Regions from separate parts of the Homo sapiens genome. Here regions 2, 3, 4 and 5 are each linked to region 1. A link is a loop called in an ENCODE intact Hi-C map of the cell type or tissue named here. Cell type or tissue: IMR-90. All regions are shown on one strand. Each heading gives the region's core, and the rest is flanking DNA. Links, peaks and the distances in the headings are about the cores only. Region 1 overlaps AHI1-DT (AHI1 divergent transcript). Region 2 overlaps AHI1 (Abelson helper integration site 1). Region 3 holds the start of PDE7B (phosphodiesterase 7B). Region 4 overlaps PDE7B (phosphodiesterase 7B). Region 5 has its middle 27 kb from the start of BCLAF1.

What was found. A loop is a pair of places that touch in the nucleus more often than their neighbours do. Peaks named below come from ENCODE experiments on the same cell type or tissue, not always from the same donor. Only the 100,000 strongest peaks of a DNase experiment are listed, where the experiment ranks them.
Region 2: a loop joins it to region 1, with 4 times the contacts of the local background. A loop is called at or near these places in 20 of 110 quality-filtered maps.
Region 3: it touches region 1 in a loop (5-fold over the local background); 6 of 110 quality-filtered maps call a loop at or near these places.
Region 4: it touches region 1 in a loop (5-fold over the local background); 11 of 110 quality-filtered maps call a loop at or near these places.
Region 5: a loop joins it to region 1, with 9 times the contacts of the local background. A loop is called at or near these places in 35 of 110 quality-filtered maps.

The regions. Positions count from the first base shown.
Region 1 is chr6:135,532,991-135,539,474 of GRCh38, reverse strand. The region is part of intron 2 of AHI1-DT (AHI1 divergent transcript); the gene reads right to left. Among named protein-coding and RNA genes, the nearest start is that of AHI1-DT, 38 kb to the right of the region's middle. In IMR-90, for the core only: a CTCF peak has its summit at 3,368 (motif pointing left); DNase peaks (open chromatin) are centred at 1,594 and 3,214; H3K27ac peaks cover 1,111 bases.
Region 2 is chr6:135,448,534-135,455,017 of GRCh38, reverse strand. It overlaps AHI1 (Abelson helper integration site 1), which reads left to right. Exons shown (of 29, transcript NM_001134831.2): 11 at 1,582-1,677. Among named protein-coding and RNA genes, the nearest start is that of AHI1, 46 kb to the left of the region's middle. In IMR-90, for the core only: a CTCF peak has its summit at 3,216 (motif pointing left); no DNase peak of the experiment used is centred there.
Region 3 is chr6:135,847,838-135,854,321 of GRCh38, reverse strand. It overlaps PDE7B (phosphodiesterase 7B), which reads right to left and starts at 2,621. Exons shown (of 13, transcript NM_018945.4): 1 at 2,303-2,621. The coding sequence starts at 2,323. LOC101928373 (a long non-coding RNA gene) reads left to right here. Exons shown (of 3, transcript NR_187609.1): 3 at 1-286. RefSeq lists a silencer at 2,597-2,834. In IMR-90, for the core only: no CTCF peak of the experiment used is centred there; a DNase peak (open chromatin) is centred at 2,711; H3K4me3 peaks cover 2,690 bases; H3K27ac peaks cover 2,290 bases.
Region 4 is chr6:136,036,018-136,041,017 of GRCh38, reverse strand. All of the region lies in intron 2 of PDE7B (phosphodiesterase 7B), which reads right to left. Among named protein-coding and RNA genes, the nearest start is that of PDE7B-AS1, 34 kb to the left of the region's middle. RefSeq lists enhancers at 2,213-2,713, 2,714-3,214. In IMR-90, for the core only: a CTCF peak has its summit at 2,633 (motif pointing left); a DNase peak (open chromatin) is centred at 2,987; H3K4me3 peaks cover 3,570 bases; H3K27ac peaks cover 4,226 bases.
Region 5 is chr6:136,313,835-136,320,318 of GRCh38, reverse strand. No RefSeq gene overlaps it. Among named protein-coding and RNA genes, the nearest start is that of BCLAF1, 27 kb to the right of the region's middle. In IMR-90, for the core only: a CTCF peak has its summit at 3,094 (motif pointing right); a DNase peak (open chromatin) is centred at 3,108; H3K27me3 peaks cover 419 bases.

The DNA.
Region 1 (6,484 bases), core at 749-5,748:
CCAGCATCCCAACTCCCCCATCCCCTAAAAACTGATTCAATCCCTCTACCTGCTTCTTGACAAACAGCCTTGATGGCTTTGCATGTGTAATTCTCTCTTCTTGGAATAATAACTTCCCTGCATCCCACCTCAATTCATTCCCATCTCCATCTGACTGACTTTTGCTCAAGGTAACAAACCTTGATTATGAGATATGACCACCACCTATTTACTCCATAGCATCTCCCACTTCTTCCTATTATAGCACCTATCACACTGTATTATACTGTTTTTCATCAAGTCTATGCCACCATCAATTATAAAACACACTATTAGTTTATGTAACATCAAGGAACAAAAAAAGCTGCCAGTAAAATTATTACACAGCCTTATCACTTAGAATTTTTATTTTATATGTATTGAAAGGGTTCTTTTAGTGTGATTCTGAGACATATCAAAGAGCCCATGGTTTGTTAGCATTTTTTATTCAATAAACTGATCGTTTTCATTTTTCTTCAATCAAAATACATGTCACACGAAGTTAGGCAACTGCTGTTCAAACTCAGCAGGAAGTTTCTGATATTGAAGTTTGACACCTTAATGATAGTCCTGCATGAGTGAATTGGTCACATCAACTCCTTGTTGTTTTGAAATTTCTTTCATCTCTTCAAAGGCAATTTTTCCTGACTTTCATTGAATTGCTTGGCATGTGACATAATTATTTATCAGACTTTTATGTCATATGAACCATTTACGGACTTTAAAATGAAGATTCTGATTTTGTAAGTCTGGTGTGGCGCCTGAGATGCTCCAAATCTAACAACTTCTCAGGTAATGTTGATGCAGAGACTGTACCTGATCCAGAGACCACACTTGGTTGTAGCAAGGTGATAGACAATCCTTTGACACATAGCATAGTCACCACATTTTACACAACTTATTCAACATGTATTTTCCTTTCTTAGAACCCATAATTATTATTTTATTATGGGTTTGCAAGAAAATAAGAAATGAGAATCATCCTTCCAATGGTAAATATTTACCTCAGTGACATTAAATATACATCCCACTGCACTGTTTCTAGCCCTTCTTGCACATACCACAATTTTTTTTCTAATACTGAATTATAAGGTAACATTTAAAGCATTTTAAATGGCAATTCACTCAACTCATGCATTATCAACAGTGCACATACCTCAATGAAGGGAAGACAAGATCAACAGCTATGACCAAGTTTGCACCCACACAAACCAAGACTGCTTATGACAGCAGCCTAGACATGGCATTTGCAAGATACCATCAATTGTAAGATGCAACCTGATTTCCAAGAGGTAAGACAGCTGGGGGTGGGGGTGCTATGCATGCCTTAGTACTGATGCAATACTGTAGTTGTCTGTGTTCTTATCTCTTTTCTTCAACTGTATTGTGAGTTACCTGAGTGCATGGACTAGAAAAGCCTTTGTCCTAAATACAGAACACAGTGTCAGGCACAAGGTAAGTATGTGGGTTGCAAATGCCAGCTTAATACTCTTCTGACAATGTAGTTTCAGCTGGACTAAAAGTCGGTGACTCACACTTATTCATAACCCATACATATTTGAAATGTTCTCTGGTTGTGCCTACCCAGGGCTTAATGTGAGTAAACGGGAAAACCAATGTGCCTTGTCAGCTAACACAAGCCCAGAGTAGTGGAGTAGGTGGTGGTGGTATTTTAAAAAGACTCATTGTATGATTCTTTGAGATTCTGATTACTATCATTTGCCTTTTGATGCATTGTGACTGGTCTATTCCTACCCTCCTGGCTAGCCTGTTTCATTTTTCCTTCTTTATTGCGATATGGCTCAAGTCAAGTAGAAATTCATTATCTGTATATTATTATTCATTTGGGCCTTCAAGTTCATGAGCATCTCTGATAAAAAGTATATGAGTCTCCTACCTCCAAAAAGACATGAGGAAAGAATTATGTTAGCATTTTACAAAAGCACTTCATGAAATAGTGTGTTCATTAACATAGAGGTTGTAAATATAAAAAATTATTGCTGAGGAAATAATGCAAAAATCTCAGTAACTGTAAACAACTAAATTTTAATTATCTGATATTTAACTCCCAAATCGTAACAGGACAGCTATTCAAATAAGAAAAGCCCTCCACTTAAAGTTATCTCATTAAAATAGAAATGGGCTTTTATAGTCCAAAAGCATAAGAATTTAAGGAAAGTCATTACATTTTAGGACTAGAAGGGATGATTCCAAAATCATCTTGTATAAATCCTTCATGTTCATAGGGTTGAGATCTTTCCAGGTTTTTCCATCCGTATAATTAAAATGTTATTTATAATTTTAACACTCTATATTCATATGAAAACATAAAATTGTTCAAATGCTTGATTCACAATAACACTTCTCTCTTTATATATGATTAAATCACAATATTTTAAGTTAAATATTCCCCGTAGAGAAGGGAAGTGGAAAGATCATTAGAGAAGTCTTTGCCTATAACCTCTGCCCTATGTAATAGAACCTATTAAAAATGTAACATGTGACCCTTGCTAAGAAAATATATAGCCAATAATCTTACTAGTCAAGAATGCTAAAAGTGGCATTGTTTCTTCTGAGATTTGAGAGATGGAGAAATCAAGGTAAGATTCCCTTTTTATATTCAGGCAATATTTTTCTAAGGGGAAGAGAAAATTCTTCTAAGGATGGGCGAAAATATTCTCAAATTTTAAGCCGATTTTTCTCTAAAACACAATTTTAAATGTCTTGTTAAAAAATATTTATGTTTTCTGTGGAGAAAATAGAGATTGTTTCTAAAATATCAGCTTTGTTTTAAACCAAATTCTTTACAGGAATCTGCCTGCTTGAGTCTAAAAATCCTCCAAAGAAATAGATGTAGCAGCAATTTTCCATTAATGAGGGTACCTCTAGCATTTATTTATTAGATCTTCTCTAAGGAGATATTTACTGAGTGCAGGCCTCTTTTAGATGTCTATTCTATCATTCTGGTATGTGCAGAAAACTGGAATGTCAACCCAGGGCCTGAAAAGTGGTAATGTGCCTTTAAAGGGGTCTACATTACAGCTAAAAGAGTTTAGTTATTGAGGTCAGAAGGTGCCTGGTTGTATTTCCTTTTCAAGTATAAATTGTGGTAAGAAATGCTCTGAAGTTCACGTGATGGATTTGAGCAACCCTAGATGGCTACAAACTTCCATAAGTAAGCTGCCTTGCCCATGACTAAGCCCTAATTCTTGACTACCTTCATGTCAAGTTGGAACAGACTGGGAAATAGAAAACCGGGAAACAGAAAATTTTTTGCAATTCCTTTGCAGGAAGGAGAAAAAGTCAGAAAAATCACACATCAAAAAAACCGGAGCTTTAGCGACCTCTTGTGGGATAATTTACTAGCAGCCCATAATAAAACACTTGCAGATTGAAATCTGAGACAGGTTTTCATTGCAGGTGCAGTACTCCTCTGGTGGGCCTACTGAGAGCCAATGGATTGTTACAACCTAGAAATGCTTATACATACATACAGTTATCAATAAAGTGTTGGCCAGATGTGGTGGCTCATGCCTGCAATCGCAGCACTTTAGGAGGCAGAGGCGGGCAGATGGCTTGAGCTCAGAAGTTCAAGATCAGCCTGGGCAAGGTGAAACCCTGTCTCTACTAAAATACAAAAATTAGCACGGTATGGTGGCATACACCTGTAGTCCCAGCTACTTGGGAGGCTGAAGAAAGGGGATCACTTCATCCTGGGGGATAGAGGCTGCCGTGAGCTGTGATCCTGCCACTGCACTCAAGGCTTGGCGACAGTGAGACCTGGTCTCAAAAAATAAATAAATAAAAAATAAATAAAGCATTAATAGTTGCACTGGACTATATGTTCAAGAGAGCCTACCTATATAATAAACACACATCAGAAGTGATTTAAATGAAGAATTAAATATATTAAGACATTTAGAGCCTTTTATCCATAGGATAAGAAGGAACCTTCCAACCACTCATCATATATTTAATGGTCCTCTGCAAGGAATCGAATCACAGGGGAATTTGGGAAGAAATTATGGATTAATCCTACCTAAACTACAGGCATAATGTAAGTGACTCAATAAATGACTTAATGGAAAATAAAAAAAAATCATCTTCATACTTAATAGTTAACATTAATATTGTTAGAGCTATAATGAATAATAAATTGGGACATCTTCTAGCTAGATTCCTAATATATTTACGGTTAATAGGATGAAGAACAAGGGCAGAATTTTTGGCCAAATGGACCAGGGTCCTCGCCACAGTGGTTTAGTGGTTGATGAGTCTACATACCTCAAGAATGACAACTGACTGAGGAGATAAAGTCATTGTGTCATACTTGGAAAAATATTTGAATAAATACTAGAGGAAAAAATAGGGCTGTATTTCACTATCAGATGAGAGGTAAAGTAGTGAGAAGATAATTGAATTATAGCATCAAGCAATCAGATCTACGGTTATAGTGGTTTAAGCATAGTCACTTGGACTTTCATAATGGACATTTCCTCAGAATGTCTTTACTTTCCATATACTCTGGAAGATCATTTTTCATAATTCCAAAGACATGTTCCTCTCAACAGTGTTTTCTTAATAAACAAATTTGTCTGTAATTCTTGTTTAGGAAATCTAATATATAACTAAAGTTCAGATAATTAATTCATTCCTCTTTGTTATTTTTTCTCCTTGAAATCCAGTTATGTAATCAGTCTCATGATTGTGAGTGTATTAGGCTAAAATCCGAAATTTGAGTATTTTAGGAGATAGGCAAATAGACATAAAGGCAATTGAATACACATTGCAAGGCTACAAACCAGGTTATCTAATAATATAGCTCTGTAGATAAATTTTCTTTTGCTTATAGTTGATTCTAAAGTAGATTATTTAAGAGATTGTGCCTTGATTGTAAGTCATAAAATAATATTTTCTGTGTTATAAGAATGGGAAGCTAGGGTCTGGTAATAAATTATGGCTAGGTTTTATAATTAAGATGTCAGAAGAATAATTTGGTAAGTCAGTAATTGCTTTTCTCTTGCTTGGAGCATTTATCTTGGTTTATATATTTTTAATATTCTGATACTGATGCTCATAAATCATTTAAAATAATTTAAAATTTTTAATTATGTAAACTTCCAAAATTAAAAAAAATCAGTAGATTTTACTGCCCAAACCTAATTATATTCATATTTGCATACTACCTTATACCTATTTTTTTTTTATTAGCCCTTATCCAAAGATAGTCTTACATTTTCTTAGCTATAATTATGGAATTAGATGCATGCCACATTGGGCACTTTATTTCTATTTCCTACAGTCTTCATAAGCCTTACTGTAGAGATAAATAATATTTTATTTATCATATTGGTATAACATCACTCATCATTTACTTTATGATCTCATAAGTTATTTGTAATTATTTGCTATTGAATATAATGTTGCAATAAACATCTCCATATAAAAGTTTTAGAGGGGCTTTATTGTTACCAATAATTTGTTCCAAATCTCTTTGAAATAGTGTAAGAGCTGTCAGCGTCACAGCAAAAAAAAGAGATGGCACACTCTGAAGGGTTTTGTCTATTATGATTTCATTTAATAAATGTTCCTAAGGTTTCTAATGTATCCCCAATAGTACTGTACTATTTACACCAGCAAATACTAAATTACTATCTATGTATTTAAGCAGGTATGACCTCCTATTACAATACAGAGACTTCTGTTACCCTTGGTTTCTGGAAAGTAAAAACTCTTAAATCCTGTTTCACACAATATCGCTGGGCCTCAGCAAGTCTCACTCAGGACTCATGGGGGCCCCTTCATTCCTGAACTCAGAGACCTTAACATGCCAAAAAGTCCTGCCCTTCTCAGCAGTTGTCAAATTATGAGAAAGGTTCAAGCCCCAGTGGCATTCATGTTTAACCTCCACACATTTTCTAGGTCCTTTTAATCTCTTTTAGTCTGCACAACTACCCTGTGAGAAATGCATTGCTATCCCTTGAATAGTGCGATATTAAAAATTAGATGTTAAGTAGTTCTCTCGAGGTCACAGCTATGAAGTGGCACAGTCAGGATGTAACCCAAGATCTTTCTCTTTAAAAAGTCATGTTCCTTACACCACTTCACCCTGCTGTGTAACACAGATGTCTAGTAAATCAGCATAAAATGTGTGAAGTTCCAACACAGTGCTGGTATGCATTAGGTGTTCCCCAAATAATTACTTGCCATGATGTTTGTTTTTCTCCAATATGGAATTAACTTTGGTTATATATTCCATTTAACTCTATTCTGTTTAGTTTAACATTTGTTGAATGCCTATGGTGTGCTGGGTAGTATCCCAGGTACCAAGGCTGTAGAATGAGTGAGGCAAGGTGTTGGCCACTGAGGTGCTTCTGGCTACATCTGGGCAACAGGACTGCAATCAATGTGGTAACTGTTGTGAAGAGAAGCATGGGGCACCTGGCAGTGGGCAGCACCTAGCAGT
Region 2 (6,484 bases), core at 1,066-6,065, 85 kb after region 1:
CAGTGTAAGCTAGATGGAGAAGTTTAGCATGGGAACAGCAGGGGACTTGGCATAACCAGTGCCGAAGATTCATTTTGTAGAATTACTTGTTTTTATGATCCTTGACTTTCAGGTTGTCTATTTGTATTTATGATACAAATATTCCAATATTTACATTTGTGATTATGTTGTGTGTGATTTACATAAAGCTGTTATTGTTGAAAAATTGATATAATTTGTATCTTAAGGAATTTTTTGTCTTCAAACTTTGTCATTTGTTACAATTTTCTTCTGTATTCATTTTAGTATTAAGAGATGAAGAAGGATAGATTGTTGTATTATAAACGCTTTTGGTTGCTTCTTAAGTTTTAATGTAATATGTTATTGCCTATGCAACTGCTTTTTGATCTCAGTTTTTTAAGTGTTGAGGACAACTTGATAATGTCTCACAGTCTTTAAAACCATTATTTTACTCTTAGGTATTTATCTTAAGGAAAAAAATGACAAGTCCGTGAAGATGTGTGTGCAAGGATATTTATTTCAGCACTGTTTATAATAGCAAAAATTTTAGGGAGATAAAATAACCTACATTTAGATCAGTAAGAGATTTGGTTAAATAAGTTATAATTTTTGTTAAATTTATGGTATTTGTGACAGAATAGTAGGCAGTCATTAACATTACGGTATTCATGTGTATGTATTGACATGAAGAGATATTCACTACATACTATATGAAAATAATTTGTGAAATAGCATTATTAGATTTGTAGTTCCACACATATGTTTAGGAATGCACAGAAAAAGATTTGGCCTGCAAACTAGATGTTAATGGTGACCATCTATGGGTCTGGATTACAAGTTGTTTTTACTTTGGATCTATATATTTTTTATATTATGTTTTCACTGAGCATGTATTATATCTGTAAAAAAGATTTAGGTATCCAAAAAGCACAGATGATTGGAGTCTGTATCATTTCTTAAGCAGTCTTCTTTCTATAAAAATCTCATTTTCGCAGCTGAGCTTTTAATAAGCACCAGTAAGTTTGAAGTGATAGCCTTTGATAAATATCTAGAATACGATCTCTGTGGCAGGTTGGTTGCAAATCCATGAGCTTTAATGTCCAGACAGGATAGAGGAATGGAAGAAATCCTCTTGAGAAGCCTAATTATAACATACATCCAAAGAGAAAAACCCCAACTTCAGGAAGGTGATCCAAGACAAAGACCCAGAAATAGGGTTGTGAGTTTTTTAAACAAACAATCCTTTAAAGTCTGCTGTGATACATAAAAAACAATGAAAGCTTAAGAATTCTATGCCTATTATATTTGTACCTAGGTTATATTTGAGGTGATTAACACTTTGCTTTGGATTTGAAATAAATCATAGTATTTATTAATGAAAGATAAAATAGTCAGAAAATGGACCCTCCCTAACTGAATGAGTTAACTTTAAGGTGAATGAAATGAGATAAAAATGTTTTTATTCCCTGTAAAGGTTAATGTTTTTAAGCACTATACAAATGATTTTTTAAAGTTTTAATAATGTACCATTAGAAAATATTAAATTTTAGGTAGCTTAGTCTTCTGTGAATTTATTTGCAGATTCTTGATTTCTTAAGCGTGGATGAAATTAAGAATAATTCTGAGGTTCAAAACCAAGAATGTGGCTTTCGGAAAATTGCCTGGGCATTTCTTAAGGTATGTTTTTCATCCATTTTAAACACTTTAAAACTAGTCTTCAAATTTAGTTGGCTGCTTTCTCCCAAATCAGTTTGGTCTCATATAAGGAATTAGAATCTAAGGTAATGTTGTAGGGATGAAGAGTTACTAATTCAAGCTCAGGTTATGCTCATTCAGATTCTTAAATATTTATTGATGGCCCAGTATGTGCCAGTTACACTATTTGGTTCTGAGGATGTAGCATTAAAAAAGACACAAACAGCCATGCCATTATTTATTCAGTTCAAAAAATATTAAGACTTTTCTATGTGCCAGCTACTGTTGTCAGTGGACAAAGATGACAAATTCCTTGAACTCCTGGACTTCATATTCCAGCAACACAAACATAAAACAATTGATTTCACAATTTATCATTTAATTATAAATTTTTATAAATATCGTAAAGAGGTATAGGATGGATGATGAACTGTGGGGTCAGGGAAAACATTCCTGAGGAAGAGACACATTGCCACCGGTGGGGAAGAAATGGTCTATGGTAGAGGGTACAATATATGCAAAAACCCTGATATTTGAAGGAGCAGGGTTAATTCAGAAAATCAAAAGAAGGCCACCAAGATTGGAGGACAGAGACTAAGGGGAGAAGAATGGTGCATGAAGAGGTTGCTAAGGTCAACGGGATGTTAATTATGATGAGGTCTTCTCAGTCATTATAGCAAGAGGAAGCCATTATAGAATTTAAAGAGCAATGGGAAGCCACTGTGGGATTTTAAACAAAAGAATAAAATAATCTGATTTGTGTTTTAGAAAGATATATACTCTGTTATGTGGAGAACAGATTCTAGAGGGAGCAAATGTAGATACTTGAAAATCACATTAGGAAATTCTTAACAGTAGTCTAGGTAAAAAATGTCTTTGTACATTTGTCTTTGACTAGGTGTCTCTGACTAGGATGTCTTTGACGAGATGTTTCAGCAAAGATGAAAGGCGTAGATTGATGTTTAAAAAAGGATATTTTAATTTTGTAATTATCTTTTCCTTCAAACATCAATTTAAATTATGAAAAGTCTTGAGTAATTATTTTGTACCATCTTATAAAAACATTTTCATTTGTGAATCCATTCATTCAACAAATATGATCTATAAAATGTGAGACAGTCTGCTAAATTCAGTACATTCATAGATAAATTAGACATTGTATATAGCTGCCCTCCAATTTAATTTCTATACAGACCTGTTACCTACATTATTATGTGCTATAGAACAGATGCTGTTAAAATCCAGTTGAGACATTTAATCCATATTGGAGGTTAGAGAGAGATTTTAGAAGTTTTATAGTCAAAGGGCTGAACAGCCACCAGGTTGGCTATGGTGAGTAAGTAATTTGAGAGTGGCCTTAGCAATCACCTGGTCCAGTGTGCTATCGATGATCACCCTTTTATAAATCTGTTAATGCCTTTTTCCATAACACCTTCCATACTGATTTAGAGCAAAGAAAAAAAGCCATTAAAAAAAAAAAGCAAAAAACTCACTTTCACATAGTAAACAGTGCCATCGTGTGGTTTTATTAGAAACTGCATTTCTTTTATGCTAAGATTTGTGCAGACCTGCAGAATTTACTGTAAGTTGCACTTAGGAAGCAGTAACATATTTCAGGGCATTTCTACCTCTAAGTACTATATGGATTTTTATTTATTTATTCATCTTATGCCATTGGCAAAAATGGCAGTCAAGAATTCTTATCCCATCCCCACCCCCCAGAAAGAGTAAGGTATTCTATGTGCTTCACGTCTTCTAACACTTACCTGTCTTCTTCATTAGACTGTAAGCTTTTTAGAGTCACCAATGACTTCTTTTGGGTAAATATGTTGAACATTTTTAGTCCTTATTTTACTAGGTCTTTTTGCATTTAATATGTCACTCTCTTGAAACTCCATGCTATAATATCACCAGCTCCCAGCATATTAATGTCACATAGAAAGTGTTTGGTGAATATATATTGAGGGAATTAATCATTGATGATAGAAAGAGTGGCAAGGATAAAATTCATCTTCAAGAAAGTGGCATGACGGATGCAGTAGCTGACTCCTGTAATCCCAGCACGCTGGGAGGTGAGGTGGGCCGATCACTTGAGGTCAGGAGTTTGAGACCAACCTGGCCAATATGGTGAAACCCTGTCTCTACTAAAAATACAAAAATTTGCCAGATGTGGTGGTGTGCACCTGTAATCCCAGCTACTCGGGAGGCTGAGCGGGGAGGATTGCTTGGACACAGGGAATGGAAGTTGTAGTGACCTGTGATTGTACCACTGCACTCCAGCCTGGGTGACAGAGTGAGACTCCATCTCAAAAAAAAAGGGAAGTGGCATGAAGACAATTAAAATTTAAATCTTTTATTACCTATCCTGTTGGTACGAGGGATGTCTTGGATAATTGTTAAGTTATTACAGTAATTCAAATGAGACTTTATCCTAATTCTCAGCTATGCCTCAGATTCTCAGGTACTTTCAGTTCTTTTAGTACATATATGTGGCTATTCTTTTAAACTAAAAAGTAATAAAGCCTTATTTATCTGAGCTCTACATTATATAATTTATAACCATAATGGCAGGGTCTTGGCTGAATCTTAGTTGTTTACTCAGGCTAAGCAACGTATTAATGTAAACTAAATTGCCTGTTTAAATTAATCTATGGAAAGTATGATTTAGAAGCTGGGGAATATCTTTTTAAAATTACCGTGATAAGCTTTGGGGAGCTGTAGGAGAGTTTATCAAGGGAGTCTCGAGTGCTTATGATTTAATGACTGAACATATCTATTACTCAATTGGGAATGGTTCTTTACCCCTGTGTGTCATTTGACACTAATCACAATGTCACCCGCTCAGCTTATAACCTCCATTGTCTTTACATTCTTTCCTAAAGGGGTAGGGGAAAAGATGGGCTATATTTTGCCATCTCTTTTTCCTTGTTGATGCATCATTCCTTAACTTATCATTCCTGAACAACGTTCTGAATTTTGCCTCTGCCACTAAAGCTTCTCCAACCAAATCACTAGTGATTTCTGTTTGCTAAATATATTGAACATTTTTTAGTTATTTTGTCACATCTATGCATTTAACATATCACACTCTTGAAACTCTGTTACCTTGGTTTTCTTGACACCATCCTCTCCTAATTTTTCTTATACCATTCTTTGAGTTTCCTTCATGGTCTTCTACCTACCTCCTTAATATCAGTCTTACTCATGGTTTCATCTTTAACCCACTTTTCTTGGAACCACTTTTCTCACCTGTGCTTCAGATTTGTAAATTCAGTCACCTGCTGGACATTTCAGCTTGGATGACTTATAGATATGTCAGATTCCTCCAAACTGAGTATCCGTGCTACTCTCTCTGCCACTTCAATTGGTGGTACCACCATCTGTCCACTCTCCCAGATTTACGAACTTAGAGTTACACTGTTTTGGTAGCTACAAGTCACATGGCTGTTTGAATTCAAATTAAATATAATTAAAAATTTACTTTCACATTTGTGCTAGCCATACTTCAAGTGCAGGGTAGCCACATGTGGATTCCGTATTGGTTAGCACAAATTGGTTAGAGTATTCCCATCATTATAGAAAGCTCTCTTGGACAATACTATCTTAGAGCCTTTCTTGCCTCTTTGTTTTTTTTTACTTTCCAAGTTACATAAGTCTACAAGTAACAGTTGTTAAATGTGTTCCCTGCACTCAGTGCCTATTCTTCTAATTTAAGATATTAAGTTACATGAGTCTACAAGTAACAGTTGTTAAATACCTTCCGGGCACTCAGTGCTTATTCTTCTAATTTAAGATACTTCATGTTTTGTGTGAACTGTTGCAAAGGGTTCAAACTATCTTTCTGCTCCTAATTTGCAGAAGACATAAAGGTTAGAAAGACGTTTCATTTCCTATTTTGAGTCATGGTCTAATGAAAGAGAACGTATTCTGAGTTGGTAAGATTTTTATGTTTCTCATAAAAATCTCCATTTAGGGCCAGGCGTGGTGGCTCACAACTGTAATCCCAACACTTTGGGAGGCCGAGGTGGGCAGATCACCTGAGGCCAGGAGTTCAAGACCAGCCTGACCAACATGGCAAAACCTCTGACTATACTAAAAACACAAAAATCAACCAGGTGTGGTGGCATGCACCTGTAATCCTAGCTACTCGGGAGGCTGAGGCACAAGAATCACTTGAACCCAGAGGAGGTGGAAATTGCAGTGAGCCAAGATTTTGCCACTGCACTCCGGCCTGGATAACAGAGCGAGATTCTGCCCAAAAAAAGAGACAAAAACCTCCATTTAGTTAGCTTAAATATAAGTTTTGTTTAATAGGGTTTTAAAAATAGACCTTTGAAAGAAGATATACTAAAATACTGAAAAAAATGTAACGAATGGCTTGAATGAGTTTAATTATCTTGAAATGATTTTAACTTTTTAAAAATTTAAAACATAAAATTTTAACCATTAAAAATACTGATATTAAACAAATGGAAGATTTGTGTCTTGTGTAAATATACAGTTTAGTCTTTATCATAATTATTTCAAACATGTGTATTGATCACTTCCTTTGTTCAGCGTGAAATCTGGCACAGTAATGTAAATGCTGTACCGACAGTCTGAAATTGTTGTACACGTGAAAAGAGAGCTATCAGGAAAATATTTTAAAAGCCATTTGGGCTACCTTTTGTCAAAAATGATCTGGAAGTGTGCTTAACTAACTATTTAATGTTCTTTGCTTTTTAAAACTAAGAAATTTCAGCATGCCATATTAATCTTTTAAAAATGTTTCTGACTTTATGCTATTGCT
Region 3 (6,484 bases), core at 1-5,000, 320 kb before region 1:
CCTTAAATTTGACACTTCTCTTTAATATAAACAAAGCCCTTTTAGTATTCTTTGGGATTAGCTTACCACTTAATAAATTCCTTCCAACACTATCTTCTGTGAGTCAACAAACAGCTTCCTCCTGTGATTTGGGCCTGGCTAACAACAAGTTAGACTTCAGACGAATAATTACTAGGCTGAGGCATTTTCCAGGTGGTACATTCCCACTTTGAGGAAACTTGGTCATTTTACTTTTGCATTTAAGATGTCCTTAGGCTGAAAATAAAGTGTCAGTGTTTGAAATGTCCTTCTCTGTATCATTGACTTGATTTTTAGATAATATTTCAGGCTGGACTGACACCAAAAGTGCTTTTCAAAAACACATGAAAAGACCAAAATTATTTAAATAATTTACAATATATGAAAGGTAGTAAATTCTAGGCAAACATTTTAACTAGGTTTTTATGGAGAACTGACAGTGAGTAGCTTTGTGCTGAACCCTGTGTAAGGCATTAAATGATGCACTCGTGTAATTATTTTCCCTAAATTAATGCCTGTCCCTGACACATCTTAGACTTTTCCACCCTTGCCCTAAATAACTTAATTAAAAAAAAAAATTCTCCCAGCTAATTTGCTGACATATAGTCACCACTGATTTTGTCACATGTTGTTCAAGAGAGTGAGTACATTCTGAAATTAGACAGCTTACAGTGTCAGGTAAAAATTCTTACAAGGCAGAGACAGTTTTTGGAGTTGCAACTAGTTAACTGTGGGCTTCTACTTGAGACAAAAGTGACTTCATTTTATTGGAGAAAATGTCAATCAAGACGTAACTACTGACACCTGTCTTTGTTTCACCAGCCAGTAATAAAAGATAAAGCAGAGGAAATGGAGGAGCTGCAGTTATGCGTTTGCAACACACAAAGTCCTTGTTTTCCCACTAGGCGCTGCAGAAAAGCAATTGTCCATTCACGGCACATCCTCTGCATTTCAGAGCTAATATTTTTGCAGTTCTTAACTTAGTACATTCCAGTCTTATGCAGTTAATTTTTTTAACCCTTTGAAATACACCTCATGTTTGAAATCGTGCTTAATATTACTGCTAACATGACCCAGTTTTAAAGCTTTCAGGTTCTCAATGTTGAGAATAGAAACTTTAAGAAAATCGGTTAGAAATTTTGGAACAGGGTAAGGATTTCAAATAATCCTGTCTTATTTGCTATTGCATAACTTTGAGAAGGGTAATAGGGAAATCCATGGTAACCATATATTACTTAAATTGCTGTTACAAAAACCGACTCTTTGGATAGGAATGATTTTTAGCAGGGATCCTCCTTAAGACATAATAATGTGCCACTGAAAACAACATTAGCCCTGTATTGAATTGCCAATCTTCCTGCAGCATTTAGTGTGTTTACTGTATATGAATGCCTATGCCTGTCTCTGGTGCAAAGAGGTTTACTCTTATTGCAATAGTCACTCTGGCTAGAGCACATGAAGAACAGAATTTTTAAATGATTAATTAGTCCCCAGGCTCAATCACTTAAGCCCCTAATTGAATATCTGACTCCATTTTCAACTATTGTAGGAAAAGATAATTAGCAAATTTGCAGTGGTAATAAAGAAGTTTTACTTTCCTTTATAAATAATAATATCTAAATTTCTGGTCATGTAACTTAGTACTTGCATCTCTCCTGGACTTCTGAATCCAAAACATTTTTTGAAAAATGCAACAAGGTGATGAAGGATTTTTCTTCAGAGCTCATTTTTTGGACATCTTCTATTGATTTTTTTCTACCTTCAGTCTCACTATCAGCTTCTTCCCTTCTTGCCACTAATTTCTTCATCTTGAAGTCTGCTATCAACCAACATGAAAAACTCAAGAAAAAAACTAATTTCCTTCTTCCCTGTTCCACAAACCTTACCAATCCCTTTACCAGCATTTTCCTATCCTGTCCCACCAAAAATGAAAATTACCCAACTCCAAGATTTATGTTGGAGAAAAAAAATATTGCATTCTTTATTTTTTTTTTTAAAGACCACCTCAGTGTGGGCTCAAAGTGCAGTGAAAATGCCGGAGTCTCATTACACTGGTTGGAATGAAACCCTGCTGCCCTTAAACGGTTAATTCAGGGTAAGTGATAATGTTTAGTCAGTTCGCCTAGAAAAAGGAAGGAAATTCAAAAGCTGGTTGCTGTAGTAACAATCACAGACAAAAAACATATATATGTACAGGTTCATTTTAAATAAAAATCCTGCCATCTCTCTGTGACTCTATTCTCTCAAGAAAACTGAGCTTGCCGCTTAAATTTGTTGTACATACCTCAACCATTAAACAAGACATTTAACCATAGTGGCAGTTCTGTGACCTTTGAATGCCGTGAAATCTCTGAGCGGTGCTGCTTGTTCATGAAGACTTGTGCTGCAGAATCCAGCAACTTCATCCAGGATTAGGAATATAATTAAGTAACAAAAAAAAAAAAAGAAAAAAAAGGAAAAGAAATAAAGAAACACAAAAGCACACAAGGAGATCGAGAAAGAAGGAAGGTAGAAAGAGAGACTCTCCCTGGGTGAGTAACACCACTTTTCTCCCAGACAAGTGCTGGGACAGAGCCGAGCCTGCTGCAGTGCCCAGACCAACTGACTGGCTGGGTGAGCAGCCGCCGGCCTGCTAGGCTGGGAGGTGCTGTCAGTTGCCACAGGCAAGGAAAAGCAGAGACCAATCGGCTTCAACTCTGGCAGCTTACTGGAGTGGAGCCTTTTCTGTTTATGTTTCCTCATTTCAAGAGTGACGTCAAAGGGTTTAGTTTTTCCTCTGCATGTGCTATTAATTTTAAAGTACTGTACTATGGGAAGAATGTGTGTGTGCCTGTGGTCAGCCTGGGCACCCCACTCTCAGGAGAGCCCAAGAAACATTTTCTATATTCGGGAATACATTTAAAGAATTTAAAATACCTTGTGGTGAGGTGTATAAAAACAAAAGCAAAACAAAACAAAAATTAAATATAAAACCCTGAGCTAAATCATAGCAGCAAGATGTAGATTTTTTCCATCTGTGAGTGTATGTGCTCCATGCTCACTTGGCAGCTGTTGCTTATTTTTTTTTACCTAATTCATTTTTACTCTTACCTAAAAATGAGTTGTTAATTAAACTTGATAGCCATAGAGGCAGAATCGTACAAATGCACTGGTGAACAAAATGATGTGCAATGAAACATAGAACTCCTGTGTCAGTTTGTGCCATGGGTCCCTGCGTTTCCTCCAGCTTCCGTGGTGAAGCCTCAGGCTTGTTCCTGCCAGGGAGATGCCTCCTGATGCCAGCAGGAGTCATTCAAGAAGCAAGGCTATGGTGATGCCATGCAGGTGTGCCTGGGGCCTCAGCTTGTTCTTTCCCAAAGAGTATGAAGGTCCAGTTATTTAGGGATACTTCCTTTACCAGGGACCCCAGCTTATCCCTGGGTTACACTTCCCACTCTGGAAAAATCCCCATAGTTGCCATCTGTTGTTTCTGCCTCCCCCACATCCTCCTCCTTTTCCCCATCCCCATCCTAAATTCTGCTAACAGACCTTTTTTGGGTGGGCGGTGGGCGGAACTTTCCTTCCTCTATCTTCTATGGATTGCATGGACTTTGCCCCCAGCCCCATTCCCACGACAGAGCCACAAGGGGGCATGGGACCCACAGGGGCCAATCAGATTTCTCCATTGCTCCGAGGCAGACTATGTTTTAGGGGTGGGCGCAACACTAAAGAATGTCCACATTCCTTTTTCAAATACTAATATTGTTTCTTTGAGAAAGAAAGTATTTATGTATCCCTAAGAGCCTAGGCGCTAGGATTAAGCATCCCTGTAGTTGTTGGGGTTTATCTTTGGTGTTGAAGCTACAATAGTGAACAAAACAGATGGTTCTTTGCCCCCATGGAGTCTACATTTTGGAGAAGCAGGGAAATTGTCAAAGAAAAATAAGTAAACGTATAATGTCAGTTGGCAATGAGGGCTTCAAAATAAGGTAAGGAGAATGAGGTGTGTGTGTACACGTGCATGTGTGTGTGTGTGGTGTGTGTGCTATTTTAGGAAAGATGATCAGGGCAGCCCTCTGATAAAGCAACTTGGAGCGGAGGCCCGAATGATGGGACATAGCAGGTACTGTGTGCCTCTACCTTCCATGCAGATGAAGCCATGGAAAGGTCCCACAACACATGAGTGCTTGGCAGAGCCAAGGAACAGGAAGGGAAATAGAGTGGCTGGAAGAGAATGAGCAAAGGGAAGAAATAAGTTTCAGAAGGTATGTCTGGGACAAGATCAGGACATGTCTTACAGGCCATGCACACGACTTAGATTTTATTCCAAGGTGAAAACCTACCTATCAGAGTGTTTTGAACTGAGGAATGTCTATGATTCGACACGAATTCTGAAGAGATTTCTCTCTTTTCTCTGTGGAAGATAGACTCCTAGGGAGCAAGAGTAGAAGCAGAGAGACCAATAAATGAGGCCACTGTGCTAACCTAAGTGAGAGCACATCATGGCTCGGACTTGGGTGAGAGCAGTGGAGAAGGTGGGAGGGCCAGATTTTGGAAGGGGGCCTGTGTATTTGCAGAGAGCGTTGGCAGTATTTGAAGATGAGAGGTGTGAGAAAAAGAGAGGAATCAAGAGTAATTTCCAGGTTCCTGGCTTGGGCAAACTGGACTAGAGTTGCCATTTACTGACATGGGGAAGACTGGGAGAAGAGCCTGGTTTTGAGGTGAAATAAATAACAGTTCTGGACCTTCACTGAACAGCAACAGATATTTGATTGTGTACTCTGTACCAGGCACTGTTCTAGGTGCTGGGGAGAATGCAGTGAAAACATATAACACACATACACACCCTCCAACACGTAATTCTTTGACCCCACGAAACTTAGATTCTTCTGAAAGGAGAATGGCCATAACAACAAATAAAAAATTTATATAGGATATCGGGTGGTAATACTGTTGTGAAGAAGAAACAGGAGAGGGAAGGGTCACTAGTCAGATAGAGGCTTGCAATTTTAAAGTGAGTATGCAGAGAAGGTGCCACTGCAAAGATGATGTTGGACACAAAGGGGAAGTTGATGAGGGAGGCATAGGGAGAGCATTTTAAACAAGAGGACATTAAGTGCAAGGCTCTGGGGACTGGAGTATTTGGCTGGTAAGTAGTAGGATATGGCAATGGGTGCAGAGGTGACAGATCAAGGAGAGTTTTCTAGGTCATTGTAAGGACTTTGGCTTCCTGTCTGCATGAAACAGGGCTTTAAGGAGAGGAATGAGGCAATCTGACTTACTTTTTGACAGGATCGCTCTGGCTACCATGTGGAGGTCAAGGTAGAAGAGAGTCTAATAAACGATATATTGCAATAAACAAGCCAGACATCCTAGTGGTGTCTACCACGATGCTTTGGTGGAGGTGGCTAGAAGTGGTTTACTTCCAATTATATGTTGGTGTTAAGGACAATAAGACTTGTTAAATGGATTGGGTGCTAAGTACAAAGGAGGGAGATTAGTGAGAGGAGCCAATGACATCTCCAAAATTTGGGGTTCCATCAAGTAGAAGAACAGAGCTAGCACTGACCAAGGGATGGCGGGAGAAGCAGGTTTTGTGGGGAAGATGAAGTTTGATATTGAATTTGTTAACCTTGCCTGTAAGATATCTACATGGAGATGTTGACTAGGCAGTGGAATATATAAGCATGCAGTTTAGGGTACAGTTCTGGGCTGTAGATATAAATTTGGAAGTCATTGTATACCTGTAGAACTTAAAGCCATGAAACTAGATACAATTACCAAGGGAATGAATGCAGATGGAAGAGCTGCAGGCAGTCCACGATTATGCTGTCAAGAATATAAAGAAGGACTAGCAAGGAAGGCTGACAAGGAGCCTCCAGAAAGTATAAGAAAAACCAAGAGAGAATGGTGCCTTAGAAGGTAAATTAACTATTTCAATGATCAGCTGTGTAAAATGACACTTAAATGAAGATTGAAAATTGACCCTTAAACTTAGAATGTGTAATCATTTGTGTCTTTAACAAAAGAAGGTTGAGTGTAGTAGAAAGTTGAAAGGTTAAGAAAAACGAAAGAAGAATTGGGAACAAAGAGTATAGGCAATTATTTCAAGGTGTTTTGCCCCAAAGAGAGCAGAGAAATGGAGCAGTCATTGAAAAGGAATATCAGCATGTTGTACACTGATGGAAAAAATGCAGTTAAGGGGAATAATTGGTGATGCGGAAGAGAGGGAGCAAATTTCTGGGGCACAAATCAAATTTGTGGTAGGCTACATGCCCTCCAGGTAAGTCCACACTCTAATTCCTGGAACGTGGGGACATGTTAATTGCATGGCAAAAGGGACTTTGCAGATTTAATTGAGGTTATGAATCTTAAAGTAGGGAGATTTTATCCTGGGTTTTCTGAGTGTGCCCAATCTAATCACATGAACCCTTAAAAGCAGAGAGATTTTTCTGGCTGGAAGCAGAAGAGAGATGCAGCAGACATC
Region 4 (5,000 bases), core at 1-5,000, 500 kb before region 1:
TTTAGTTACTAGCACAGCAAAAATATGTGTGCTATAAATGTAAAATGTTAAGTAACTACAGGTAAAGATAGCAAAGAGGAGGGAATAGATTACCACTGGGGGAGACGGGAGGCCGCTGGAGATCAGGAAAGGCATTTTAAAGAGAGAGATGCTTGACCTGGGCTTTGTTGTTTGAATAGAAAATTTTCAGTTGACTGAGCCAAGGAAGAAACATTTCAAGCATAAAGCAAGGCTCACCTGATGCATAGTCAGTTGCTTAAAAGGATTATGAAAGTATAAATTGAGGAGACTGAGGCAAGGATGAAATGACAGAGAGAGAGAGCGAGGGAGCACCGTGTCTTGCTGTTTTTTGAAGAGCTGTCTATCATAAACCTCTGCCTCTGTGCAGGAACTGAAAACAGCTTAAATCACCACTTTCTAAAAACAAACAAAAAAATGCCAGAAGTTTTGAAATAGTCTGTAAGTGTTCCTGAGGGCCCCATTGTTGTGCTGCTGTGGTGAAAATGATGCAGCTGAAGACACCTGATGCTCAGAGGAAATGCAGCATCAGGAATAGGATGAGTAAGGAAGAAGGTAAGAGACAGTTTGGAAAGTGAAGCCACTCATCTTTGGGGTTGCATCCTATGACCTGCTGCTGCATAGATGGATGATGATGAAAAGGTTTTATGCCCATTCCAGTAAGGATGAGCCCTCATCTCCCTGAGAGTGAGGAGGCACAGGAGGAAGAACAGGAGGCAAACACACATCCTTTGGAAAGGTGTTATAAAGCCTGTCTCCACACAGGCAGGCAACCTCAACAGCAGACCAGGGTGCAGCTTCCCTGGGAATCCAAGTGGCTTCAGAGACAGTTTCCACTGAATGTGAGGCAGTGGTAGAGAGGTATAGTAAGACTCAACAAGCTCTGCTTCATCATGTCCAGAAAAGTGTGCCTTTTAAGTAATAAGAAGCTACAGGAGTTCTGCTTTTTCTCCAGAGTATTGCTTTTTCAGGAATTAGATGTTCACTAATATAGAACATAAATAATAATGTACACCTATCTCCACAGACATGCTAACAACTATTGAATTAGATAGTTTTATCAAAGGGTGCAGTTTGTAATATGAATTTTAATCATTTAATTGACTGAAACAAACCTAAAGTGCTAAGAGTTGAAGTGTCAGAGTAAAATTTTCTGCCCAGGTGGGTTTTTCCATTTTTCTTACCCTACTCACATGCAACACTGGTTTAGCGTTACCTCATTTCATCTGACCAAGACCCATCTCCCTGGGCATCCTTCTCCCAATTGCCACATAAACCTCAGTTTTATTCGTTTCCCTCACTTTCCTATGTACTCAAGGACTCATTGTTTACTGGAGACCAACCCTGTTTTTTTCTCCCTTTTAAATCTTTTCTTTTCCCAGAGTATTAACTTCTTAATAATATTCTTTACAGATTATTAAGTCATAACTTAAAAAAAGTTCCTGGCATAAATCATTAAAATCAAAACTAGCCAGATTTTTATTTCCTACTCTGTTTCCACGAGAAAGGGAGAGGTAATTTTTGATGTATCTTTTCCATCTACCCCATCCCTCACCGCCAATGGCACGCCAGGATTCCACTGCATAGGCCTAGCCAAGACTTCAGATGCATAAACACACACTCATGTTCTTTCTTCTGAAGTGAACCCACCACTTTCCAAATATCTAGCAACATATTCCTCAAAGAAAGAGAGTGCCCTGTAGTCAGCTGTGGCTTTCTTAGTTTACGAAGCCCCTTGGGATCCTTCCCAGGCATGCTGGGTGTCTTGGTGGTGGTTGTATCCACTGTCAGAAACACAGTGAAGTTCTCCACAACCGTCCCAAACACAGCACATTCTTATGACAAGACAAAGTCCCTGGGAATCATTATTTCCACATTTGTGAGTGAGTTGATATCAATAAAGGTGTTTATATTGCTGACATTTGCCAAAGGGGAAACCAAGTCAAGAAAGTTTACCAACTTGCCCAGGACATAAAAAGCTTGCATGCCAAACTCAGTGCTGGGAACATAATACATGCTGTAAATGGCATAGTTAAAAATTGGAAAATGTATTTTACTTTATAGAAAGAATGATAAAAAGCCACCCAAGGAGAATATTCTCCTAGGGATATCTCTAACTTGTTGACAAGAAATGTTAGAGTCAGGATGGCCATTAAAGAGCATCCAATTCCACCCCCTCCTTGGTGGGGACTGAAACTCAGGAAATTTGGCTTGTGCAAGCCCAAAGGGCAAGCATTTGTCAAGCTGAGTCCAGGACCCAGGTTTCTTGATTTCCAGTCAAATGCTCCTCCTACTAAATCACTCTTAATTTCAAGATGCATTTCTATCATACAGCAGACATTTGGAAGTCACAGCCCTCAGACCTGATGCTACACAGTTCATTTTCCTCCCTATGGCTTGGACTCTACAAAGAAAGGGAGTTAGTTATCAGACTTGGTCCTGTGACCTATTACACCCCATGGTCAATTTACCTGGAAAGCTGCGGAGAGCATCTTCATTGTCCAGAATGCCTCTCTGTTTGGTCGCCTGCAGCTCACTTTTGGATTTCCAAACCAGCTTTACCATCCTGATCATCTCTGGCAAGTCCCAGGGCAGCGGCCCCTGCTGGCACCCCGGCCGGCTTCCCGGGGAGGAGGGCAGCACACCTTCTGGGCCTGTCCACCTCCTGCCTAGCTCTGCTGGGTGGAAATATCGCTCTAGCACAGGCATTCTGTCTTGTGCCCCAGAAGAGGAGGTAGTGGTGGTGGTGGTGCTGCTGCTGCTGCTGCTGTTGCTGCTGCTGCTGTTTCTGCTTCTGCTGCTGCTGCTGCTGCTACCACAGGGGAAATTCTTCCCAGGCAGGGAAAAGCGAACCCCCGTAAGATCCTCTCCAGCTTCGGAAAGACAAGCCTCCTCCAGCCTGGCACAACCTCCCTGTCTCTTCAGGCCCTCCACAAACACTGCCGACGAGAGCGATTCACTTCCCTAGGTTTCTCTCTGGTGAGAAACTGTTACTGTACTCCTTCCTTAGAGATAGAATGCATTTTTTTTCCCCTCCTCTCTCTGGCACTGAGTTCACAGCACTTAATTAATCCCAGGCTACAGCTGGAACGACAGCAGGGAGAAAAAAAAAAGCCATCGAGGTTCTAGCATTTGCTTTTCCTCTTCTTTCTTCTGATTTATTTGTTCTCAATTCTCTTTTGGTGCTTGTCAAAGTTTGTTGACTCTTAGCTCTTTGTCGGCTTAGCTCTTAAGGACTTCAGGCAAAGAAGCGGGGCTTCCCCTTTGCTAACCTCACAGAGGGGCTCCCCCCTTGCTGGAGGCCAGTTATCTGGAGGTGTCAGGTGAGGAGTCACCCCTGTGGTACAGGCTCAGGCCTGCAAGCCCCAAGGAGTTCTCAAAAAAACAGAGGAAGCTGAGAGTCTGCAGAGCCAATCTGCAGCTGCTTCTCTCTGGAGGGCCTGATGGGGGTTGGGGGGCACCTTGCCCAGTCACCAAGACCAGTGCTGGGATGGGCTTGGTTGATCCTCAGTGCCTCAGTTTGATCACTCTCGCTCCTTCTCCACATCCCTCCCCCTTGTGTCATTTGGTTCTCGGCAAACCTATCTGGGTTATGACCTATTAGTCAAATCCCTTCATAACCTCAGCTGCCCTTCAGCTGGAAGGGAAATAACATTGAATCACATTCCACAGTTAACTCCGAAAGATGCGAATTCGGGAAGCATCAAGATCCTCATGCGTATGGGCAGTGGCCTGCATAGCCTGGATATGTGGCTCAGGCTCATTCAAAACCCATTTTCAAAGGAACAAGCATTTTAAAGGATGTTCACAGGGGACATAAATGGCAATGAAAGAAAGAAAAGAATGTTAACAATTCACCTTCTGGAGGGAGAGCACTGTTGATTTATTATGTGGGCCACTGACTACTGTGTCCCCGACCTGAGAGTGGTTGAATCGAGGGCAACATCAACTGTGGGCCATGCCTCTTGTTCCTAGTCTCAGAGATGGAGGCGCTAACCCTGAAAGTAAGAACCAATTCAACAAAAGGCGATGCCCCCTGTAGCTTATGTGAAAGGCCTTGGACAGAAACGAAAGTAGGGTAGTTTTGTATTTGGCACTTTTGCCAGCAAATTGGGTTTGTAGGAACAATTTGAACTTGCACATTCAAGTGAATAGCCCCTGTTTTCTTGGAGAACATTGTAACAATCCCATCTTCCTCTCTTCACGTCTCCACATTGCAAAGTGCTTTATTTTGCTTGGCATGCCATTTTGCTGGTGTATAATCTGTTGCTTCTGCTCTACATTCCTTTCAAGGCTGGTTTATCACACAATTATTTGATATTTCTTCATGGGAGAGAGGAGGAAACTTGGGGAAGAGGAGAAAGATCGTTGTAGAGTGTGTTTTATTTTCATTACTCCCACCTCATTTCTTTTTAAAGTTGAAACCAGCAAAGACAACTGTAATTTTATTGTTGTTTTATTATTTCTCTAAATCCATGGTTAATAAGTTTAGTTTTCCATACTGGATTAAGTGAATTTTCTTTTTTCTGGATGGAAAAGCATACTGGCAAACCTACTCTCCTTCCTAACAGGTGAAGAAGGGGCAAGAGGGTATAAAACAATAATAAAGACATTGAAGACACTGCTTTTGGTGAATTTTGTTATGAAAATATTGATCTAGCAGCTCTTTCTATAACAACCAGATATACATACAACACAATTAGGGAATAATCAGCGGTCTACTTGATTAGAAAGATGTGCCCTTCCTTTTTCCCTCTCTGATAAGAGATGAAAGGATTTCACCATCAGTTCAACACTTCCACCACTTTGACAGCCCGTCCAGTCCTTATCTTACCCTTCCATCAGGCTGGGGGCATCAAGACTCTCTAGGATTGAGATGATTTTATTTAATAATCACATGTAGACTGTTTGCTTTATTATCATATTTCCTGAATAATGTCTTAAACTCACTCCTCAGTCACAAACTTCCTTGACATAACAAC
Region 5 (6,484 bases), core at 895-5,894, 780 kb before region 1:
GTGTGTGCTACCATGCTGGCCAATTTTCTTTATTTTTTGTAGCAATGGTGTCTTGCTATGTTGCCCAAGTTGGTCTCAAACTCCTGATTTCAAGCGATCCTCTAGCCTTGGCCTCCCAAAGCACTGGACTTACAGGTGTGAGCCACCGGGCCCAATCAACTTACACATATCTTATATACCGGGAGTGGAACTGCTTGATGACAAGAATACAAATGTTCAAATTTAGTTGACAATGCCAAGGCATTTTCTAAGATATATTTACCAGTTTGTATTCTAACCAGCAGTGATGAGATGTCCTGTTATTCCACATTCCCATCCCAGTCTTATTAAACTTTTTAATTTTGGCCATTTCAGTGGGTCTACAGTGGCATCTCATTGCATTTCCTTGGTTACTGATGACATGGAGCACTTTTTTATTTTTAATTGGCCATTTGGATATTCATGCCTCTTGCTAATTTTTCTTGGTTTTCACCCCACTTTTTTTTTTTTTTTTTTGATATGTAACACATGGCCTTTACAATTTGGCCTTCCAACTTAGATTTCTTTCTTTTCTTTTCTTTTGAGATGGGGTCTTACTCTGTTGCCCAGGCTGGAGTGCAGTAATGTGATCATGACTCACTGCAGCCTCGACCTCCTAGACTCAAATAATCTTTCCACCTCAGCTTTCTGAGTAACTGGGACTACAGGCATGTGCCAGCATGCCTGGCTATTTTTTTTAAAAATTACTTTTTAGACACAGGGTCTTGTTATATCTTCCAGGCTGGCCTTGAACTCCCAGTCTCAAGTGATCCTCCTGCCTCAACCTCCCAAAGTGTTGTGATTACAGATATGAGCCGCTGCACCTGCCCCCAACTTAGATTTCATATAAACAAAATTACTCTGCTTTTCTGTCCTAAACAATAGTGTTGCAACAAACAAATCCCTTCCACAGCTTTTCACTAGGTACTTGAAACAGGATTCCTCTTTGGACATAAGTGGGAAAAAAAAAAAAACTCGATTCAAGCTGGGCGCAGTGGCTCACGCCTGTAATCCCAACATTTTGGGAGGCCGAGGCGGGTGGATCACCTGAGGTTGGGAGTTCGAGAACAGCCCAGCCAACATGGTGAAACCCTGTATCTACTAAAAATACAAAAAAATTAGCCAGGCGTGGTGGCGGGCACCAGTAATCCCAGCTACTCGGGAAGCTGAGGCAGGAGAATCACTTGAACCCCGGGAGGCAGAGGTTGCAGTAAGCTGAGATCACACCAATGCAATCCAGCCTGGGTGACAAGAGCGAGACTCCATCTCAAACAACAACAACAACAACAACAACAACAAAACTCCTCAATTCATGCCCTGGAAAAAATGTTAACCCCCAAAGTTCAAATTCTCATCAAGTTTCAGCGGATTTTCAACACTAGAAACAGATGACTTCACATTTCTACAGAAGTTTCAGTGTTGACCAAGACACATGTTTCTCATTAGACTTTATTTTAATAGTTCTCAAAATTCTGTGGCAGATTTTTTGCCAAGTCGTTTCCACTTATTTATTATTTTGAGACAGGGTCTTGCTCTGTCACCCAGGATGGATTGCAGTAGCACAATCATGGCTCACTGCAGCTTTGACTTCCCTGGGCTCAAGTGATTCTTCTGCCTCGGCCTCCTGAGTAGCTGGGACTACAAGCATGTGCTACCACACCTGACTAATTTTTATGTGTGTGTTTTATGTAGAGATGGGGTCTAGCTATGTTGCCCGGGATGGTTTCAAATTCCTGGGCTCAAGTGATCCGCCTACCTTGGCTTCCCAGAATGCTGGGATTACAGGTGTTAGCCACCATGCCCAACCTAAGTTGTTTCTATTTAAAAGGACTGATTTTAAAAACTAATAACTTAAAACTGACACACACACAAACACGCATACACACACACACATTGTGTGGTGTGTGGTCTACAAAATATTCTTTCTTTCTGAAGGTTTTACAGTGCATTTTTATCACTAACCAGTCTTTTACTATCAAGCTTAAATGGCCTATTGAGACAAACAGTTCTGAGACCATTCTTCCACCACTGATTAAGATTGGGGGCAGGTATGAGGGATACTATTCATTTAGCCTGCTGAGCTTTCCGGGCAGACTCAGTGACTTTGCCAGCTCTGGCAGGCTTCTTGGGCACTGCTTCGATGATACCCACAGCAACTGTGTGTCTCACATCATGAACAGCAAAACAACTCGGAGGAGAATAGTCAGAGAAGCTCTCAGCACACGTGAGCTTGCTAGGAACCACATCAGCGATGGCGCATTAGCTGAGTTCAAGAATTTGGGGCCATCTTCCAGCTTCTTACCAGAACAGCAATCAGTCTCCTTTAAGCTCAGCAAACCTGAGATCGTGCCACTGCACTCCAGCCTGGGTGACAGAGCAAGACTCTGTCTCAAAAAAAAAAAATGGTTTTTACTGTAGATTTTTGTAAATAGCCTTTATCAGATAAAGAAAATTCTTTTCTAGTTCCAGTCTCCTAAGAGTTTCTATGATGAATCGATGGTGCATTATTTTAAGAGCCTGGAAGACACAGGGCTTGTACTCATAAAGATCTATGAAAGTAAAACAGAGGCCTGTGTAAGTATGTGAAAGAAGGTAACTTTTTACTTTGTCCTTAGTTGAAAATGGAATAGACTATAGATCACAAAATATCTATTCTTTTTTTTAGAGACAGGGTCTCACGCTGTTGCCTAGGCTGGAGTGTAGTGGTGCAATCATAGCTCACTGCAACCTTGACTCCTGGGCTGCAGCTAGGACTACCAGTGTGCACCACCACACCCACCTTATTTGTAAATGTTTTGTAGAGGCGGGGTCTTTCTATGCTGCCCAGATTCAAAATATCTATTTAAACTGAACAAGTTGAACAAAAGAGACTCCAGGTACCAGTTATCTGTTTTCCTGTTATAAAAATGACATTAAAAAGAACATAGTGTTTTTTAAAGCCTTCAAACTACAATATCTTGATAGGATTTTGGTTGTTTTTATCCTGATATTAATTTCCAGTAATGAGAATGGTGAAAGGAAATTAGAAAGCTAACCATGGCAAACAACAACACTACCATGTCTCCAAATCTCCAGAAGGTGGAGGCAGTGAGCCACTGAGATTTCAGACCAACAGGTTTTTCTGCCTTCAAAGGCCAGTAACCAACCTGAGTTGTGCGGAGAAGTTGGCCTATCTAGCCATTTTATCCTCTTTCAATTATTTAACGTGTAGCGCTCCCAGGCAGAAATAGTCCTCACTAAAGCAGTGTTTTGTAAGGGTGCTTCTTCCCTGGTTTTGATCTCAGTGGTCTACAATGCTTGGATACGGTCCACTCCATCCATGTAAATATAACAATATCTGCCGGGCATGTTGGCTCACACTTGTAATCCCAGCACTTTGGGAGGCTGAGGCAGGTGGATCATGAGGTCAGGAGTTTGAGACCAGCCTGGCCAATATGGTGAAACCCCGTCTCTACTAAAGTTACAAAAATTAGCCGGGCGTGGTGGTGCGCGCCTCTAGTCCCAGCTACTCAGGAGGCTGAGGCAGAAGAATCACTTGAACCTGGGAGGCGGAGGTTGCAGTCAGCCGAGATCATGCCACTGCATTCCAGCCTGGGCGACAGAGTGAGACTCCGTCTCCAAAATAAATAAATAAATAAATAAATAAATAAAAATATCTGGAAGGGCTCTTCACTTTGGACGAATGGCAACAGGCTTTATTGGAAACAACTAACCTCACACCATTGAATGAGTGAGTAAACGTGTAAGTGTATTGCTATACAATTGCCTCAGTCTGCTCAGGCTGCCATTACAGAATGCTATGGACTGGGTGGTTTAAATAATAGAAATTTATTTTCTCACAGTTCTGGAGGCTGGGAAGGCCAAGATCAAGGTGCCAACTGATTCAGTTCCTGATGAGGGCTCTCTTCCGGGCTTGCAGATGGCCCCCTTCTCACTGTGTCCTCACATGTTAGAGAGTGAAAGACAGTAAGCGCTCTGTGTTGTTTCTTATAAGGGTACCAATCCCATCATTAGTGCCACACCCTCATGACCCCATCTAACCCTAATTACCTCTCAAAGGCCCCATCTCAAAATACCCTCACATCAGGGTTTGGGGCTTCAACTTATGAATTTGGAGAGGGGAGCATAAGTGTTCAGTCTATAAAACAACAACTAACTGAAAAGATGTATATTGGGTTGCTCAGGAAGGAGCTGGCAAAGCTCTTAGCTCTACTGAAGAGAATTGATGTATTTCTGGTCCAGTGGGGATTCTTTTCTTCCCTGATTCGCTGCTGTGCATCTATCTGAGCCTTTTTCTGTCCTCTGCCATCTGTCCTGAACCTGGAGAATTCCTTTATCAAGTTTCTTATCCCTTATAACAAAAAGTTTTTAATCTTCCTTCTACCTAGTCTCAGATATCACTTTAAAGTAGAATTTTAATCACACTGTGGCTAAGTGGGTTTACTTATTCCAGAAACTTTGCAAAATCCAAACCACCTACTTTTCTTGTTTTTCTTGGTCAATAACTTTTATAGCTGTTGTTATGGCTCATTTTTCACGGGCTATCAAAGTTCACTTAATTATAATCCTTGGTCATGACTCATTTTTTTTTTTTCAGATGGAGTCTCGCTATATGGCCCAGGCTGGAGTGCAGTGGCGTGATCTCAGCTTCACTGCAACCGCTGCCTCCTGGGTTCAAGTGATTCTCCTGCCTCAGCCTCCCAAGTAGCTAGGATTACAGGTATGTGCCACCACCCTCAGCTAATTTTTGTATTTTTAGTAGAGATAGGGGTTTCACCATGTTGGCCAGGCTGGTCTCGAACTCCTGGCCTCAACTGATCTGCTCACCTCGGCCTCCCAAAGTGCTGGAATTGCAGGTGTGAGCCACTGCGCCCGGCCAACTCACTCTTATCATTGGCTTATGAATGTCCATTTCTTCCCCTCTCTCTCTCCTCATCGTTGTATTATTATTATATAATAAGCAACCATGAATCCATCTCTCATTATAAACACTAAGACTTTGACAATATCTTACATTTACTTATGTTCTTTCCTCTTCTCTTTTCTTGCCTTCCTGAGGTACTACAATCCAAAGACCAGCATTCATCAATCTGTTGCTTTCTTTCTATGCAGTTTCTTCACTCAACTATATGAATTTCTAAAAAACATACTTTTCCATTTTATGAAAAGGATAGTATGCTTTATGTAAATATGCTGAGACTTTTTTAACTTCATATTGGTAAGATTCATCCATATTGTTGCATGTTGCTATATTTCATTCATTTTGGTTGCTTTATTCAAGACTGCAGTGAGCTGTGATAGTGCCACACCACTCCAGCCTGGGTGACAGAGACCCTGTCTCTAAAAAATAAATTTAAAAAATTCCCTGTATATGTTTTATGTATGTTTTGCTAGAATTTTTTTCTAGGCTCCTAATAGTCTCTGAAGTATTACAAATGAGGTCTTCTTTCTAATTTCAATCTCTAGTTGTTTGTTGCTGGTGTTTGGAAATGCAACTGTCTTGCTAATTTGCTAACCTTTCCTATTTCGAATATATCACCTGTAAATTCTTTTTTTTTTGGTGGGGGAGGGGAGTAAGGGTAGGATGGAGTCTTGCTCTGTTGCCCAGGCTGGAGTGCAGTGGCACCATCATAGCTCATTGTAGCCTCAAACTCCTGGGCTCAAGAGATCCTCCTACCTCAACCTCCCCAGTAGTTGGGACTACAGGCGTGAACCATCGCATTTGGTTAATTTTTAAGTTTTTTGTAGAGACGAGGTCTTGCTATGTTTCCCAGGTTTGTCTCAAACTCCAGGACTCAAGTGATCCTCCTTGATCCACCTGGATCCACCTCCAGGTCTCAAGTGATACTCTTGAAGTATTAGGGTTACAGGAGTGAGCCACCATACCTGGCCTATAAATTATCTTATTTGTTCTGTGTAAATAATAATGCCGTCTATAAATAAAATGGTTTATCTTTATGATTCTAATTTTTTATTGCTATTGAGGAGTGGTAAGAGTGAACATCTCGTTTCATTTTTGCTTTAAAGAAGATATTTCTGGTGTTTTCCCATACAGAATGATGTTTGCTTAAAAGCTTTTTATAGACATTTTTATGAGGTTAAGGAAACTGGCTATATTTTTGATTTGTTAAAAGTTTGTATTATGAATTTATATTGGATTTTATCAGCATAAACTTGAGATCATCACAAATCTTCTCTTTTCTTAATCTGCTATTATGGTGAATTATATCTATAGTTTTTCTGATATTAAACTAACATATGGATGCCTGAGATAAACCCAATTGGGCAAGGGTATCACCTTCCCTGTGCATTGTTGAATTTAATTTCCTTTTTTTTTAAGGATTCTTGAATCTACATTTATGAGTAAAATGAGCCTATAGCTTTTTACTCTGATAATGTCTTTTCCTGGTTTGGTAACAAAGTTATGCTAACCTTTAAAAAGGACTGGGATGTATTCCCCTTTATA